Regions from separate parts of the Homo sapiens genome. Here region 1 is linked to region 2. Evidence: read pairs that join two places in POLR2A ChIA-PET (ENCODE). Cell type or tissue: PC-9. All regions are shown on one strand. Links, peaks and the distances in the headings refer to the core of each region. The heading gives the core; the rest is flanking DNA.

Region 1 (8,340 bases), core at 301-8,300, 50 kb before region 2:
TTGGGAGGCTGAGGTAGGAGGATCACTTGAGGTCAGGAGTTCAAGATCAGCTTGGCCAACATGGTGAAACCCCATCTCTACTAAAAATACAAAAATTAGGCAGGCATGGTGGCATGCGCCTGTAATCCCAACTACTTGGGAGACTGAGGCAGGAGAATCGCTTGAACAGAGGAGGCAGAGCTTGCAGTGAGCCAAGATTGTGCCCTTGCACTACAGTCTGGGCAACAGAGCAAGACTCCATCTCAAAAAAAAAAATCACCTTTGTACAGCCATCCTATGTTACATGCCAAAGATAAAAAAATGACGCTTCCTTGAGCTCCTGATTTATCAGATCCCTGAGTAAATAGACAGGTAAGTTGTGATGTGAGGGGGAAAAAAAGTATGAATATGAGAAGTAGGAGAATGCAGGTCTTGCATAGCCCTAAAGTGGAGCATCACCTTGAGTCAGCCAGGATAGCAGGCCTAGAAGGAGCAGTTTGAGGGCTCTAGAGGCTTTGAAGAGAGGCATAAAATCAACATGGGGTTCTGAGAGGGGCAGAAAATGAGCTTCATTCTCACAAAATTTGGCCTTGAGCTAACTTTGGAAATATCATCTGGTTTAGTCCATCCTCTCTTAGGTTAGGCCTTCAACAAAACAGAGGTAACTAAACCTATCTTTGGCAGGCAGTCTATATTCCTTTAATATGGCTATTTTTCCTCCAGAATTGAATTTACTGTAATTTCCTCCCACTCCCTGTGGCGTGGAGACCTTTCTTCTCTGCTAATATTATTAATTGATAGCAAGAAGTTATGGAACACTTAATTGATAAGGACTTAAAGTGAGTTCCTTGCTAGTAATATTTGCATTTTAACTCTTCAAAGGAGACCCCTAAAACTGCAATCTAAAATCAGACTATAAGGTTAACTTATAAGGTTATTCTTATTCACTATCTCAAGTCTCTGTCCTAGGTCATAGCCCCCTAAAGTTTCATTGAAAAATAACAGACATATTAAGTAGGTAGTTAGGCAGAGAGGAGTAGGGCAGTAGAGAGCCTCCCTGACCCCCTACCCAGGAATGTCAGGTGACCATCAGGTGATGGTCAGGTGGTTGTTAAGCTGTCTCTCTGAAATAATAATTGGTTGCAGCCAGTCCCAGGGAAAGGCAGTCTCCCAATAGATAGAAAATACCTGACACTGGTGATCAGCAACTTCCCGATAAGATCTCAGGAGCTGGGCAAATGGGCTCAAGCATGCGCACTGAGGCAAAATGGTGGAGTTTAACTACTGTATGACATTCCTCTAGGAACACTTGACCGGTAAGGAAAAAATGCCTCAAATGAGCATGCACGCAATTTCAGTAAACACACTGCACATGCAGACAGCCCACCCCAAGGGAAGAATAAGGGACAAAGAGATGTAAGACCGCGGAAGCATGCCAATGTATAAAACCCAAGTCAGAGGTCAAAAAGTGGCCAGGTGCAGTGGTTCATGCCTGTAATCCCAGCACTTTGGGAGGCCAAGGCAAGTGAATCACTTGAGGTCAGGAGTTTGAGACCAGCCTGGCCAACATGGTGAAACCCTATCTCTACCAAAAATACAAAAATTAACCACACGTGGTGGCAGGCACCTGTAATCCCAGCTGCTCAGGAAGCTAAGGCAGGAGAATCACTTGAACCCAGGAGCTAAAGGTTGCAGTGAGCCGAGATGGTGCCACTGCAGTCCAGCCTGGGCAACAGAGCAAGACTCCATCTCAAAAAAAAAAAAAAAAAATCAAACAGCTCAGCTGAATCTCTCAAGTCACCTGCTTGGCCCTCTTCCAAGTGTGCTTAACTCCTTTTGTTCCTGCTCTAAAACTTTTTAATAAACTTTCACTCCTGCTCTAAAACTTGCCTCAGTCTCTCACTTTGCGTTATGCCCCTTGGACGAATTATTTCTTCTGAGGAGGCAAGAATTGAGGTTGCTGCAGACCTGTATGGATTTGCCACTGCCAACAACATGAGGCAGACTGATTAACAGGAGAAAAAGCACACAAATTTATTTAACATGTATATACATACATAGAAACCTTCCCAGTGAAGACCCAACCTGCTAATGAGGTACAGAAGCTCATATACCATCTTCAAGTTACAGAAAGAATGTGGACTCAGAGTGTGGCCAAAAACAGATTTTAGTGGCAAGATAGGTAATGGGAGGGTGAAAGGAAGAGGCTTGGCTAGTAAAGTTGGTCTTGTTTTTTTTTGTTGTTTTTTTTTTTTTTTTTTTTTTTGAGACAGAGTTTCGCTCTGTCACCCAGGCTGGAGTGCAGTGGCACAATCTTGGCTCACTGCAAGGTCCGCCTCCCGGGCTCACACCATTCTCCCGCCTCAGCCTCCTGAGTGGCTGGGACTATGGGTGCCTGCGACCACACCTGGCTAATTTTTTTGTGTTTTCAGTAGAGACGGGGTTTCACCGTGTTAGCCAGGATGGTCTCGATCTCCTGACCTCGTGATCTGCCCGCCTCAGCCTCCCAAAGTGCTGGGATTACAGGCGTGAGCCACCATGCCCAGCAAGTTGGTCTTGTTATAAAGATGAAGGCTCCTAGGTAGCAGCCCTCAGAGACAATAGATGGTAAATCTTTTTTTTTTTTTTTTTTTTTTTTTTTTTTTTTCAGATTTTGAAAGGTGTCAGATTCTCAGTTAATCTCTCCTAGATCTGGGAAAGGCCTAGAAAGGAGGGCCTGGATGAATAATGGAGACTTTCTAGAGATGCAAATTTTCCCAGTGAAAAATAGTTTCAGAGGGCTACCTTAGTTGGATGGCTTGGCAGCAGCCATTTCAAAATATATTTGGGGGGAAAATATTTTTATTTCCTTCAGCCTCCTAATTTTACTTCTTTCATTATATATCAGTTAGCTTTGTAAATGACTTAAACTAACAAACAAAACAAAACAAACAGACAGGACCTTGCTCTGTCACCCAGGCTGGAGTGCAGTGGTGTGATCATACCTCACTGCAGCCTCGAACTCCTGAACTCAAATGATCCTCCTCTCTCAGCCCTGCAAATACAGGCAAGCACCACCATGCTTGGCTAATTTTTTTTGTTTTTATTGTTTGTAGAGGTGGTATCTCCCTCTGTTCCAGGCTAGTCTTGAACTTCTGGCCTCAAGCAATCCTCCTGCCTCAGCCTCCCAAAGTGCTGGGATTACAGGTGTGAGCTACAGCTGTGTAGGGGAGAAAAAATAATTTTCTTTCTACCTTTCATAATTATTAACAGGGAGTCCCTATAACAAAAGACAGATTACCAAGAGAAAATCAAACAGAAGTTTATTAACATGCATGCCTCATGGATACATGGTGGGAGCCAGGGGCAGAATGCAGCACAAACCCCAAGAAATTAATAAATCTTCAGAGTGGATCTCAAAGAAAGTTTAAACTTCAGGCTTAAATATTACCTTTTTCTGAAACAAAGAAAGAAGGGAAAAATGAGATGGCCAGGAAAAGTACATTAAACAAAGGTAGTATTTATTATGCAGATTTAAATCCATGCCTTCTCCATTGTTCAAGAGTCTCTCATGATTTAGTCACCCTTTTCTTCCTGGTGCAGAGGAGACAGTCTTACAAATGGAGATTTCCTTTACAAATGTAAATTTCTCTTACAAAAGGATAACTATGTCTATAGTTTCTCAAAATAATCAATATGCTAAAGAGACATATTTTGGGGTGGCATATTCTGGTCTTCTACATTTGTTGGGCTGTAGTGTCCTGAGCCACATGAGTTGAGTATAAAAAAAAATAGTTGAGTAGGTAATTTTCTAAACTGTATTTAAAGGTTTATCTATCTAACTTGCCTGGGAACTACTGCTAAGGTAGACTTAAATATATTCTCTGCTCACAAATTCTTTGGGACAGAATTGCTCATAACTTCCAAAAGGCAGACTCATGTGTTGTCTTTGGGCCCCAGACCATTTCTCTTGCCTGACTCTGCTCTGGTTGTCAATGGATTGAACTCCAACAACTTCACATTTTGCTCCTACGTTCTTGGAGCTGAAAGCTGTAATCATTTCATAAGATTTTCTACGTCCTTCTTCTTGGCAAAGGAATTACAAGTTTATATAAATAGAGTTTATATCAGTCCAAGAAAATGACTTGCAAAAATTTACAAAGCAACATAAAATTAGACATAAATAAATACAGGGAAAAAATAGTGTATGATGCAAGTCTGAGAATATTGACTGATCTTTCATGCTAGATGAAATGTAAGGGCAAATGCAAAATTTCCTTCGGTAGAAAAATAAGGGAAGAGTATTTTCTCTCACTTCTTCCTTTTCTTTTGGAGTTTATTTCTCTGTCCTTGTCAAAAGTATGTAAATTATTTTAATGGCTAAATAAGCCACTGGCCAGTCTCACAACTCAGGAATGTTTCCTCAAGGAGTTGGGAGTCATCGCTTTGAAATGTTATCATTTAAGAAGATAACGCACCACCTGATGCCACTCCCATCTTTTAGTTTTGTGGGAAATGATGGACCTGCCTACATTGTCACCTGATTCCAAATTGCAAAACCTATCTAACAGTTTGCATGGATTGGGCTATGGTTCGAATGTTTCCTCCAAAACTCATGTTGAAACTTAATAGCCATTGTGACAGTATTAAGATGAGAGACCTTTAAGAGGTGGTTGGATCATGTGGGCTCTGCCTTCCTTCGTTAGTGGATCGATGCGTTATTGCAGGAGTGTGTTCCTAATGAAAGGATAAAGTTTGGCTCCCATTCCCTCTCTGTCTCTCGTGCTTGCTTGCCCTTCTACCTTCCCTGGTGAGATAACGCAGCACAAAGGCCCTTGCCAGATCCCAGTACCATGTTCTTGGGTTTTCTGGCCTCCAGAACTGTGAGAAAGAAATGTCTTTACTTTCCAATTATCCAGTCTCTGATATTCTATTACTGCAGCAGAGAACAGACTAAGAGAGTTTGTATCCACTTAGCTATAAAAAGAGTCAAATTCCTTTCTAACTTTGCAAACCCTTTAGCAGGTTTCCTGTATTGTGCATCACATTCTGGTTTAATGCTTTTTCGATAATAAAATCATTGTCTTTCTCTTCTACCTTTACGGAGAGGTTTTCTGGGTTGGGAGAAGACTTTGTTTTTAATTATATTTCTCTCAACACAGGATGAGCTGAGCTTTTCTGGCAGCTGTGATATTGATGCCAGGTAGTTTCAATCATGACATTAATCCTCTCTGTTTTCTCTAAGTAATAGAGAATAATTGCAGCATGGTGGTCAAGAATGTGGACTCTGGAATGAAAACCCTTGCCTTCAAATTCTCGCTGTGATTCACCAACAATGTAACTGTGTGCCAATCAATTAGATGTTACGCTGAACTGTCCCCAGTCTAAATTTTCTCATCAGCTCTTCTTAGCCGCAGTTTTCTCATCTCTAAAATGCTGAATTATGAATAGTGCTCACTCTGTAGGGTTGTAAAAATTGGGTGAAACAGCATATGCTTGGTACAGTGCCTGGCATACAGTAAGCACTCAAAAACATGTTAGCTGTTATTTAAATTCTGACAAAGGAATTCATATTAATTATTGCTGTATAACTAGATTATTCTCAAAATGACATTTTTATTCTTAAGAAAGTGTTTACAATTCATTTTATTTTTAAATTTTAATTTTTAACACTGAGCGCTAGTGTTATAAAAAGGAGTAATTGTTTCATCTAAGTAACAAATCTCTCACAGAGATCTAATTAAAAATAGAAACAAGTTTTTATAGTTTTTCCCCTTCCTTTGTACTTTATTCTTAAAACAGGTCTTTTTTAAACCCCAGGTTCTAGGGGTAACTATTAACAGTTTGATGTGCATCCTTCTAGACATATAAGTCCAGTTCCCCACTCCACCTGGATCATACTACACATAGCAATTTGCTTTAAAGACCTAGCAATATATCATTGATATAGTTCCATGTGAGATGATATTGTAACTGTAATAGGTTCATTGCCCAATGCGTGGCAAGTCAATACGCTGAGACACCAGGTTGCAGCAGAGGAAATGGTTTACTCACAGGGCCACCAAACAAGGAGATAGGAGGAAACCTCAAATCCATCTCCCCAGGGAGTTTGGAGCTAGGGATCTTAAGGGTTTTGGAATTGGCCAAACTGTGGAGATCATTCATTGGTTGAAGAATGCAGGGTAAAGTCATGGAACAGGGAAATGAAGAAACTGTATTCTCATGCTGATTTAGTATCTCTATGGGGGTCTTCAAACTGGTTGGTATCAGCTGTTCCAGTGGATTTCAGAATCTGAAACACATTCTAAGTAGTTTTTTTTTTCCTTCTTTCTTTCTCTCTTTTTTTTTTTTTTTTTTTTTGAGAGTCTTTGTCATTTAGGCTGGAGTGCAGTGATGCAATCTCAGCTCACTGCAATCTCTGTCTTGCAGGTTCAAGTGATTCTCATGCCTCAGCCTCCTGAGTAGATGGGACTACAGGCATATGCCACCACGCCTGGCTACTGTGTGTATTTTTAGTAGAGATGGGGTTTTGCCATGTTGCCCAGGCTGGTCTTGAACTCCTGGTCTCAACTGATCCACCCGCCTTGGCCTCCCAAAGTGCTAGGATTACAGGCATGAGCCACTGTACCCGGCCCTAAGCAGTTTTCAAACAAAAACCTTATGATTCCAACATCAGACATCTTATCTATTGGAGCAATGGGGATCCAAATCATCAGTATCTAGTGCTACATGATTTTACAAGGATGTGGGCCAACTTGCAGCCTCATTAATGCTTAATTATAACTATATTTCTGTCCAGAATTCTTGTTAACCCTGTGAGGACAGCTTCAATATAGATAAATTTCATTCTTTATGGCTATGTGGTATCCAATAAGACAAATGTACTTTGATTTACTTAACCATTCAATATTAACAGATATTAAGGTTATTTCCAATCTTCAGCTATTTTAAACCATGCTACTGTATGTCCTTGGAGGAGCATTTCCTTATTTTAGTTTCCAAGGCCGAGCATTTGAAACCATCTGTCAAATTACACACCCATAAATTGTGTACGAACAGAGTAGTTTCCCTTATCGCCATTGCTCGATCTTATTTATTTTCATTGTTGCCAATTGGAAAAACCAATAGTATCTCCTAATTTTTTAAATTTTCATTTCTTTGATTATTCATGATTTAGAATTTTTTGTATTTTTTGGTCACTTGTTCTTATTCTGTGAAATGCCTATTTGTATCATTTGCTTTCTCTCGCTTATGATTTGTCTATTTCTTAATGATTTGTAGGATTCTCTTTTTTTTTTTTTTTTTTTTTTTGGAGACAGAGTCTCATTCTGTCGCCCAGGCTAGAGTGCAGTGTCTCTATCTCGGCTCACTGCAACCGCCACCTCCTGGGTTCAAGCGATTCTCCTGCCTCAGCCTCCTGAGTAGCTGGGATTACAGGTGCCCGCTACCAGGCCTGGCTATTTTTTTTTTTTTTTTTTTTTTTTGTATTTTTAGTAGAGACGGGGTTTCACCATGTTGGCCAGGCTGGTCTCAAAATCCTGACCTCAGGTGATCCGCCCGCCTTCGCCTCCCAAAGTGTTGGGATTACAGGTGTGAGCCACGGTGCCTGGCCTGTAGGATTCTTTATATAGAACATCATTAATGTGTTATCTGCCCTTTAGCTCTGTTTCTGGAACTGCTGTTTGCCTGACTTTGGATCAGTGCTCACCCCTATAACTTTGCAACCTACTTCTGGTCTTCACTTTTCCTTGCCCTCAACTCAGTTTTCCCAACTCTCCCCTCTTGGACCTATTTGGGGCACTCCTTGTGAATTCCCAGTCTTGATCTTACCCTTGTATTTTTCTCACTGAGAACTGTGAAGAGGGAAAGAGTGGGATTACAGAAGGTAGAGATGAAAGTACCAGGAAGGTGGTGAAGGTAGAGATTTGTAATATCTATACCATTGCTCATGTGACTTCCTTTTTTTATGTGCTTCAAAGATGGCACTTTGTTGTGGTGTCCTCACATGGCAGAAGAGACGAACACTGTGCCCTCATATGATGGAATGGGCAAGAAAGCTTTCTCAAGCCTCTTTTATAAGGGCACTAAATCTAGTTTATGAGGGGAAACCCTCATGACTTAATCACTTCCCAAAAGCCCCATATCCTATTACTATCACATTGAGTATTAGGTTCCAACATATGAATATTGAGGGGACACCAACATTTAGACTGTAGCAGACTCCTTCCTGGAGGCACAGCCTAGAATCTGCATACAATCCCTTCCAATATTTTTGCAAGCACTTAATTCCTTAGATTATGTTCCATTTCATGTATTACCATTTACTAGTAAAGTCACCTCAATTATCTGCAAAGTAAGTCCTGATTAATTCATCCCAATTAA
Region 2 (8,340 bases), core at 300-8,299:
TGATTATGTTATATTTGAAGAGAGATGTAGCATAACCAAGCTTTGTGTTTAAAATCTAGACTAAAATTCATCTGAAGTCAGTGTAGACATAGCTTAAGCCATGAGATTGCATCAGAGGGCAGATACTGTGTTTTGGGTTGAAGGTTAATTATTATCTTGGGACCCCACTTCCCTTTTTCAGAGGGTACAGAAAAAAGAATAAAGAATAAAGAAAAAAGAATAAAGTTTTTTTGATTTGAGAGTGTTTTGAAAGTCAACACAACTGTTAAGAGTTTCCAGAATCGAGGCGTTACCAATAGTTTGAAATGCCACAAAGTACCTTATTTTGAGAAGCTTCTTCTTACGACTGATAGTTGGCTAATTCTACCACACAGGACATCAGTGTTTGAGCTGTTTGGTCAGGAATATTGGTGTTTTGGGTTCTGAAATGGCTGTATGTTATATCGTGAGAAACATTCTCTATGGACGATACTCCAGACATATGGGAAATACTAGTAATTTCTTTTTTTTCTTAATTTTTATTTATTTATTTTTTTGACACAGAGTTTTGCTCTTGTTGCCCAGGCTGGAGTGCAATGACATGATCTTGGCTCATCGCCACCTCCGCCTCCTGGGTTCAAGTGATTCTCCTGCCTCAGCCTCCTGAGTAGCTGGGATTACAGGCATGCACCACCATGCCTGGCTAATTTTTTGTATTTTTAGTAGAGATGGGGTTTCTCCATGTTGGTCAGGCTGGTCTCAAACTCCCCACCTCAGGTGATCCACCTGCCTCGGCCTCCCAAAGTACTGGGATTACAGGAGTGAACCACAGTGCCTGGCCAATACTAGTAATTTATAATTACTTTGTTCTTGATTACCTAATATTTAAGTTTTCTAATTGTGATTTGCTTTTCTTTTTTTACTTTTCTCTTTAGTTTGTTTTGAAATAATAGGTTACAGGTTTCCTCTGTTTAGTAGGCACTTTTTCCTAGTTATGCTTTCTTTGACTCTAGGGGCTTTATTTTTCATACTTTTTTTCTTTCTTATAATTACTTTGTGTAGAATTGGACCGTGATGTTTTCCTGAACTTTTAGGAAGGTAGGGTATGTGTGGATTTTTTTGTAATTTAGATTTTCTTCTTAGCAGTTTTTCTTTAGTGTAGAGCTTCGTCTAACAAGGGAGCATTTATTTCAGAGTTTATGGGATCTAGATTGCTCCAGCACTATCAGATCTTGTTGTATATTGGTCCCTTTGCATGACCCCAGCAGTTGGGTCTTGCAGAATTCCCTTTCAGTTTTAGCTGTTACTAGATTATCCTGTCACACTTTTCAGTGAGTAGCTATTGGTGATGTTGGAGTTTCTCTCATCTCAGGATCTTCAGAAGCCTGTTTTCCTTTTGCTTCCTTTTGCACAAATGCTAATACCACTTGGGTCTTATAACAGTTTGTAGTTTATGGGGGAATAATACCTTTGTTGTTGGATTGCTTTGTCTGGGGGAGGATATTAAAAACCTCTGCTGTGACCACCACTACCATCTTAGACTGTCCCATGTGCATGTTCTTAACTACTGTGTTGTATTACTTGCCAAGTGACATTCGATGAAATCAGACCATTTAGATGAGGAATATCCACATTTTGCCTTGAACATTCTTCCCGTGTGGTTTTGGAAACAAATATCTGCACAGAGTAGGATAAGTAAGACAGAATAATAGGCATTTAACTGGATGGAGAGTCAGTCTCCAGAATCAAGTACAGCTGGATACTGGGATAAGGTTTACATAAGTTGTTAGGTAGGCCTGAATGACCTAAAACCAGAGGAAGCCAAAAGGCCTGCCTCCTCATCACCACCCAGTAAAGCCTAAAGCTTCAGCTTCTTTATTACATAAGTACATTGAAGGGCATACCAGTGAGCCCCAGGAGGAAGGGAGAGAATTAGCCAGAGAGCTTTTTGACCCAACTTTGAGCCTGAGGATGAGATTTGGCTTTGGAATTGGACTGCATGATTTGGTATCTTAGTTTTTTTTTCTTCTTTTTTTCAAGACAGAGTCTCGCTCAGTCGCCCAGGCTGGAGTGCAGTGGCGCGATCTCGGCTCACTGCAAGCTCCGCCTTCCGGGTTCACACCATTCTCCTGCCTCAGCCTCCAGAGTAGCTGGGACTACAGGCATCCGCCACCGTCCCTGGCTAATTTTTTGTGTCTTTATTAGAGATGGGGTTTCACCGTGTTAGCCAGTATGGTCTCGATCTCCTGACCTCGTGATCCGCCCGCCTCGGCCTCCCAAAGTGCTGGGATTACAGGCGTGAGCCACTGTGCCTGGCCTAGTTCTTAGTTTTACCACTTGATAGTTGTGTGTCTTTGGCAAGTTCTTAACCTCATTGTATGTTTCCTTATTTGTAATGTAGTGATTATAATAGTACCTTCCTCATAGGATTATTGTGAGGATTAAATGAGTTCATGCCTGTAAATACGTTGAAACAATTCTTAGCACACAGAAAATGTCTGCTGCTCTAATAGGTATCCAGTGGTTGTTCTTTTTGATAGGACATTGACCTGTTAGCAGCATTTGACGCAGTTTATCACTTCCTCCTCTGTAAGCACATTTTTCTTTGTTGTCAGGGGTACCACACTGTTGGTTTTCCTCCCACAACTCTGGTTGCTGATTCTCAGTAATTTTTACTGCATTTTTTTTCGTCTCTTGACCTTTAAATGTTGGAGTGCTCAAGAACTTAGTTCTTTAGTGTCTTCTCTTTTTAAATTATATTTACTCTGTTCTCAAGGGGTTTAAGTGGAGATTTAATTATCATATAAATGCCCCCGAATTTATGTCTTCATTCTTGATCCCACTCCTGAATGCTTTATTTCTAGATCCACCTTCCTGCAGTATCTCCACTGGACATATAATAGACATCTCTAACTGAACATGTTCAAAACTGACTACTTGATAGATTATGCCTCCCTTCTTCTCCCCTAAGTTGCTGTTGGCACAGACTAAATCAGGGATTCTTAAGCTGGAGCCCACAGACCCACATAGGGATCTATCAGTAAAATTCAGGAGAATCATGTTTTTATTTTCACTAATCTCTAACTGAATTTTAACATTTTCTTCAATTATCAATGTAGTATAGCAATACTTTTTTACTTGTCTTCTTTAGAAGTCAGATATTTCTATATCACTTTATAGTTGTTGCAGGTATCTTAAAATATTATTAAACTCACCACTACTTCAGAATTATGACACTTATTAGACCGGCCACTAGATACTGTTGTGTTAGTGAAGAAGACATGTATTACTATGCCAAGTTTTAAAAAATATTTTGATAATGACTTTAATATTATTGGGTTTTATAGTAATCCTAATTATTGTATACATTTTATGCTTACCTGGCTTCTAAACTGTTTTGCCTGTTTTTACATTTCATTTAAATGGAATCATACATTGTATACTCTTTGATTTCTAGTTTCTTTCAGCATTGTTAATGAGATTCATCTAAGTTCCTGCCTATAGTTGTGTCTTGTAGAATTTGGAAAAGCATGACAAGTGACGTTAAATTAATTCCTCTTGTATGATACCTTGCCCTATGTTGAGAACTGCTACTTTAAAGTTGATTAAGTGGTAATTTTCTGTTTTTGATATAGCCTGAATAAATACTTTTCATAGGTCTGCATGTAGTTTGGTTTTTAGAGCACACTGTATGTATTCAGTGTGATAGATTTTTTTTCTCAGATTAAATTTGCGACTAAAGCAAAATACCACTGTCAACAAAGCTATTTCCATTTTATGAACTATATTTTTCTTGTTGAAAGGCTTGGAGAGGGGTAAGTTACACTGTTGTCCTGAGTTTGAAATTTCTAGCTGAGCTTTTGATTTAGGACAAGAAAATCTAAATTATTCTTGTATCTGGGGTCTCTCACTTATGATTTCAGAGAATCTGATTTACTGAATAAATTTGTTTTCATAATCTTGCTCTAATGTAGAGCTATAGTTTCCAGCTTTTGGAGAATTATTGAAAGTGACTAGCCTATTTTTATCAGTAACATCTCCTTGCCATTGGACCTGGGTGTGGTCAATGCCAATGTTATTCAGCAATTATAATGAAAACTGTAAAATATCTCTTAAACAATTATTCAAGCCCTTTTGAATGTCAGTTATGATTTTGAAAATCTGAAGTGAATGCCACTGATACTACAGTTCATCAGAATTGATTTGGAAGAGGGGAGGACTTAAATAATTTAATTCTGATGATACTAAGAATTGGAAGAAAGGATGTGAGCTACATGTTCTGTTTCTGTGAGTTTACTGATGGGTGGAGTTGTTTTTCTTTTGCTTCTCATTCAAGCAGTATAGGATTTGATGCAGGTGTTTGTGAATGAGTATGTTCTGTAAGGTCCTGGAATGGTGTTATTAGTATGTGACTTTTCAAGCATCTCTTTGAACTTAAGCTGGTTATTAGATTTTATTACTACTATCATTTATTTTAGCAATGTTTTATAATAATGAAAGCCATTAATCTACACATTGTCTAGGAACAGGCTGGAAGTGAAGAGTACTTGGCTATATCATAGAAATATTTCTTGGTAACACTTTGGAGTATATGTGGCATCAGTTAAATTTTGAAGATAGAAGCACATTATTTTAAATATTTCATGTGTACAAGCTTTTTTTCTTTTGAGACAGGGTCTTGCTCTGTCATCGAGGCTGGAACGCAGTCATATCATCTCAGCTCACTGCACCCTCCACCTCCTGGGCTCAAGCAATCCTCCCGCCTCAGCCTCCCAGGTAGCTGGGGCTACAGGCGCACACCACCGTGCCCAGTTAATTTTTGAAGTTTTTTTTTTTATAGAGACAGGGTCTCACTATGTTGCCCAGGCTGGTCTCAAACTGCTGGACTCAGGCAATCCACCCGCCTGAGCCTCCCAAACTGCTGGGATTATTGGCGTGAGCCATTGTGCCTGGCCTGATTTTTAACTAAAAGGTTTATACAACTATTTAATGATTTTTCATTTAGACATTATCATTTGATTTTCTGCTATGGAATGTCAAAGGAATTTTCTGTGGTCTAGTTTTGTTGATGAGAAGTCTCGTGCTATTTGGATTCTTCTTTTTGTGTAGATGACTTTCTAGCTCTACTCTTACCCCCAAAAGCTTAAATAAAATTTAATTGTAGTACAAAAAGCACATAATACAACATAACCATCTTAACCATTTTTAAGTGTACAGTTCCTATCAGGCCATGGTTGCTGCAAAAAAGAAAAATAAGCATACACTGCAGTAGTGTTAAGTATATTCACATTATTGTGCAACAAATCTCCAGAACTTTTTCATCTTGCAAAACTGAAACTCTATGCCCATTAAACAACAGCTTCCCCTTTCCCCTTCTACCTCCAGTCCATGGTAACTATCACTCTGCTTTCTTTTTCTATGAATTTGACTGTTTTAGATACCCCATGTAAGTGGAATCATGTAGTATTTGTCTTTTTGTGACTGACATGTTGTCCATGTTGTAGCATGTGACGGTATTTGCTTCACTTTTTTTAAGGCTGAAGAATAATTCATTCTGTGTATATACTACATTTTGTTTATCCATTCGTTTGTCATTGGACATTTGGGTTGCTTCTACCTCTTGGCTGTTATGCATAATATGGGTACTACGATCATGGGTGTACAAATAGAAATGTCTCTTTGAGATCCCACTGTCATTTTTTTGGATACATACACAGAAGTGGCATTGCTGGATCATATGGTTGTTTTATTTATAATTTTTTGAAGAAGCGCCATACTGCTTCCAAAAGCTTTTAAGTTTCTTTTAATTCTTGGCCATCTGAAAGTCCATAATGATCTGTCTAAACATGGGATCTCTCCCCTACTCTGCCTCTCCGCCAAGCAGTAGGCTTTGAGTCTGAGTATTTGTATCTTCCCTCAGCTCTGAAAAATTATTTTTGTTTTATTGTTTCTTTGATAATTTCATTTCTTCTCAATTTCTGGAATATTTGGTCCAGCATTGCATTTCCTGGATTGAACCTCTGTGATGTTCACCTTTACTTTTTTTTTGAAATGGAGTCTTGCTCTGTCGCCCAGGCTGGAGTGCAGTGGTGCGATCTTGGCTGACTGCAAGCTCCGCCTCCCGGGTTCACGCCATTCTCCTGCCTCATCCTCCCTAGTAGCTGGGACTTACAGGTGCCCGCCACCATGCCCGGCTAACTTTTTGTATTTTTATTAGAGACGGGGTTTCACCATGTTAGCCAGGATGGTCTCAATCTCCTGACCTCGCCATCTGCCCACCTCGGCCTCCCAAGGTGCTAGGATTACAGGCGTGAGACACCGCACCCAGCCTTCACCTTTAAATTTTTTAATTTGATACACAGTCCAGGAGATTGCTTTGGCTTACTTTAACTTTCAAAAACCATCAAGAATTTTTGGGTTTTGTTTGTTTGTTTGTTTTTAAGAAGGGGGATGGATTGAGGCAGTCATGTTTAAATCTGAAAAGCAGTTTTTTTGTACTATGTTCCATTTGTTAACATCCTGTTATTCTATGGAAGCCAGATGAAGTATCTTTTTGAATCTGAGGATTCTGATTTCTGATTTAAAAGAAGAAGTCTTCTTTGATTTAGTTTTTTCCTTCTCTTCTCCCAGTGTTTATCATGGCTTTAGTGCTGCTGAGTTTCTTTCTTTCTTTCTTTTTTTTTTTTTTTTTTTTGAGACAGGGTCTTGCTTTGTTGCTCAGGCTGGAATACAACAGTACGATCATGGCTCACTGCAGCCTCAACCTCCCAGGCTTAAGCAGTCCACCCATCTCAGCCTCCTGAATTGGCTGGGATCACAGGCACGCGCCAGCATGACTGGTTAATTTTTTAATCTTTCGTAGAGTTGGGACTTGCTGTGTTCCCTGGGCTGGTCTTCAACTCCTGGCCTCAAGTGATCCTCCTGCCTCAGCCTTCCAAAGTGCTAGGATTACAGGCATGAGCCACTATGCCCAGTTTGCCTGCCTGCCTGCCTGCTTTCCTTCCTTCCTTCCTTCCTTCTTTCCTTCCTTCCTTCCTTCCTTCTTTCCTTCCTTCCTTCCTTCCCTCCTTCCCTCCCCTTCCCACTCCCCTCCCCCTCCCCCTACCTCCTCCCCCTCCCGCTCTTTTCTTTCTTTTACTGGGATCACATAGCAACAGAGGAAGCAAGATAGAGAGGGGAGGTGCCAATTTGGGTTTTTTGTTGTTGTTGTTTTTCCCCCAAGCACTTCAGCCTTGATCTTCTGGGCTAAGGTAATCTTCCCACTTCAGTCTCCCGGGTAGCTGGGACTACAGGCATGCCGCCACCACACCTGGCTAATCTTTTTGTATTTTTTATGGAGATGAGGTTTCACCATATTGCCCAGGCTGGTCTTGAACTCCTGGGCTCAAGTAGTCCACCTACTTCAGCCTCCCAAAGTGGTGGGATTACAGGTGTGAGCCACCATGCCCAGCCAGCTGCCTTTGTTTCTTCACATGCCTCATTATCCTTAGCTGTTTATACTTATCCTTAAATATGAATAGAGAATTCATCTTAAGTTTCTTGAGAAAAGACAGAACACTTCTGCTTTTTGTCTGTATGAGAGGAGACTGGGGTCGATGGTTCTCTATAACTTAGTTTCACCCTCATTCTTACTTGCAGGCATGATCCTATTTTACTACATCTGTGAACGTACTATGAGTTCTCAAACTGTCTAGGATTCCCTCCGCAGTTCTAACTTGCTAAGCTGCTGGTCCTTCCATTCTTTTTTATTTTTATTTATTTATTGATTTTCGAGAGCCTCTGTTGCCAGGCTGGAGTGCAATGGCGCGATCTCAGCTCACTGCAACCTCTGCCTGCCAGGTTCAAGCAATTCTCCTGCCTCAGCCTCCCAAGTAGCTGGGATTACAGGTGCCTGCCACCACGCCTGGCTAATTTTTTGTATTTTTAGTAGAGATGGGGTTTCGCCATGTTGGCCAGGCTGGTCTCGAACTCCTGACCTCAGTTTATCCACCTGCCTTGGCCTCCCAAAGTGCTGGGATTACAGGCATGAGCCACTGTAGCCTGCCCATTGTTTTTTATTAATCACTGCTTCTATCTGCTTTATGGCTTCCAAAGGCTTTTGATATCTCTACCCATTGATGGCATACCTCTTGCCCCCATTTCCTGCTCTTAATTTTTCATTGCTTCGTGTTTTACACCTTTTTAAAATTTTTCCTTTACTAACATTTTGATGGCATGTTGGGAGGGATTAGAGATAAATGGCTTTGTTCCACCTGTCTTGAACTAGAAACACTTTTATCATGTGGATTATATCGTGTGAATGTGAATGTTTTCATTACAAAAATATTTCACAAAAGATTAAGCTACCATTGGGCATTGTGG

Evidence for each region. ChIA-PET counts read pairs that join two places held together with the same protein. Peaks named below come from ENCODE experiments on the same cell type or tissue, not always from the same donor. Only the 100,000 strongest peaks of a DNase experiment are listed, where the experiment ranks them.
Region 1: POLR2A ChIA-PET joins it to region 2 with 16 read pairs; 5 of 35 experiments call an interaction of 5 or more read pairs at or near these places.

The regions. Positions count from the first base shown.
Region 1 is chr2:44,131,994-44,140,333 of GRCh38, forward strand. No RefSeq gene overlaps it. Among named protein-coding and RNA genes, the nearest start is that of PPM1B-DT, 33 kb to the right of the region's middle. RefSeq lists an enhancer at 2,741-3,614. In PC-9, for the core only: no CTCF peak of the experiment used is centred there; a DNase peak (open chromatin) is centred at 4,418; H3K4me3 peaks cover 452 bases; H3K27ac peaks cover 1,984 bases.
Region 2 is chr2:44,181,741-44,190,080 of GRCh38, forward strand. All of the region lies in intron 1 of PPM1B (protein phosphatase, Mg2+/Mn2+ dependent 1B), which reads left to right. Among named protein-coding and RNA genes, the nearest start is that of PPM1B, 17 kb to the left of the region's middle. RefSeq lists a silencer at 1,550-1,844 and enhancers at 2,563-2,662, 6,582-7,474. In PC-9, for the core only: no CTCF peak of the experiment used is centred there; no DNase peak of the experiment used is centred there.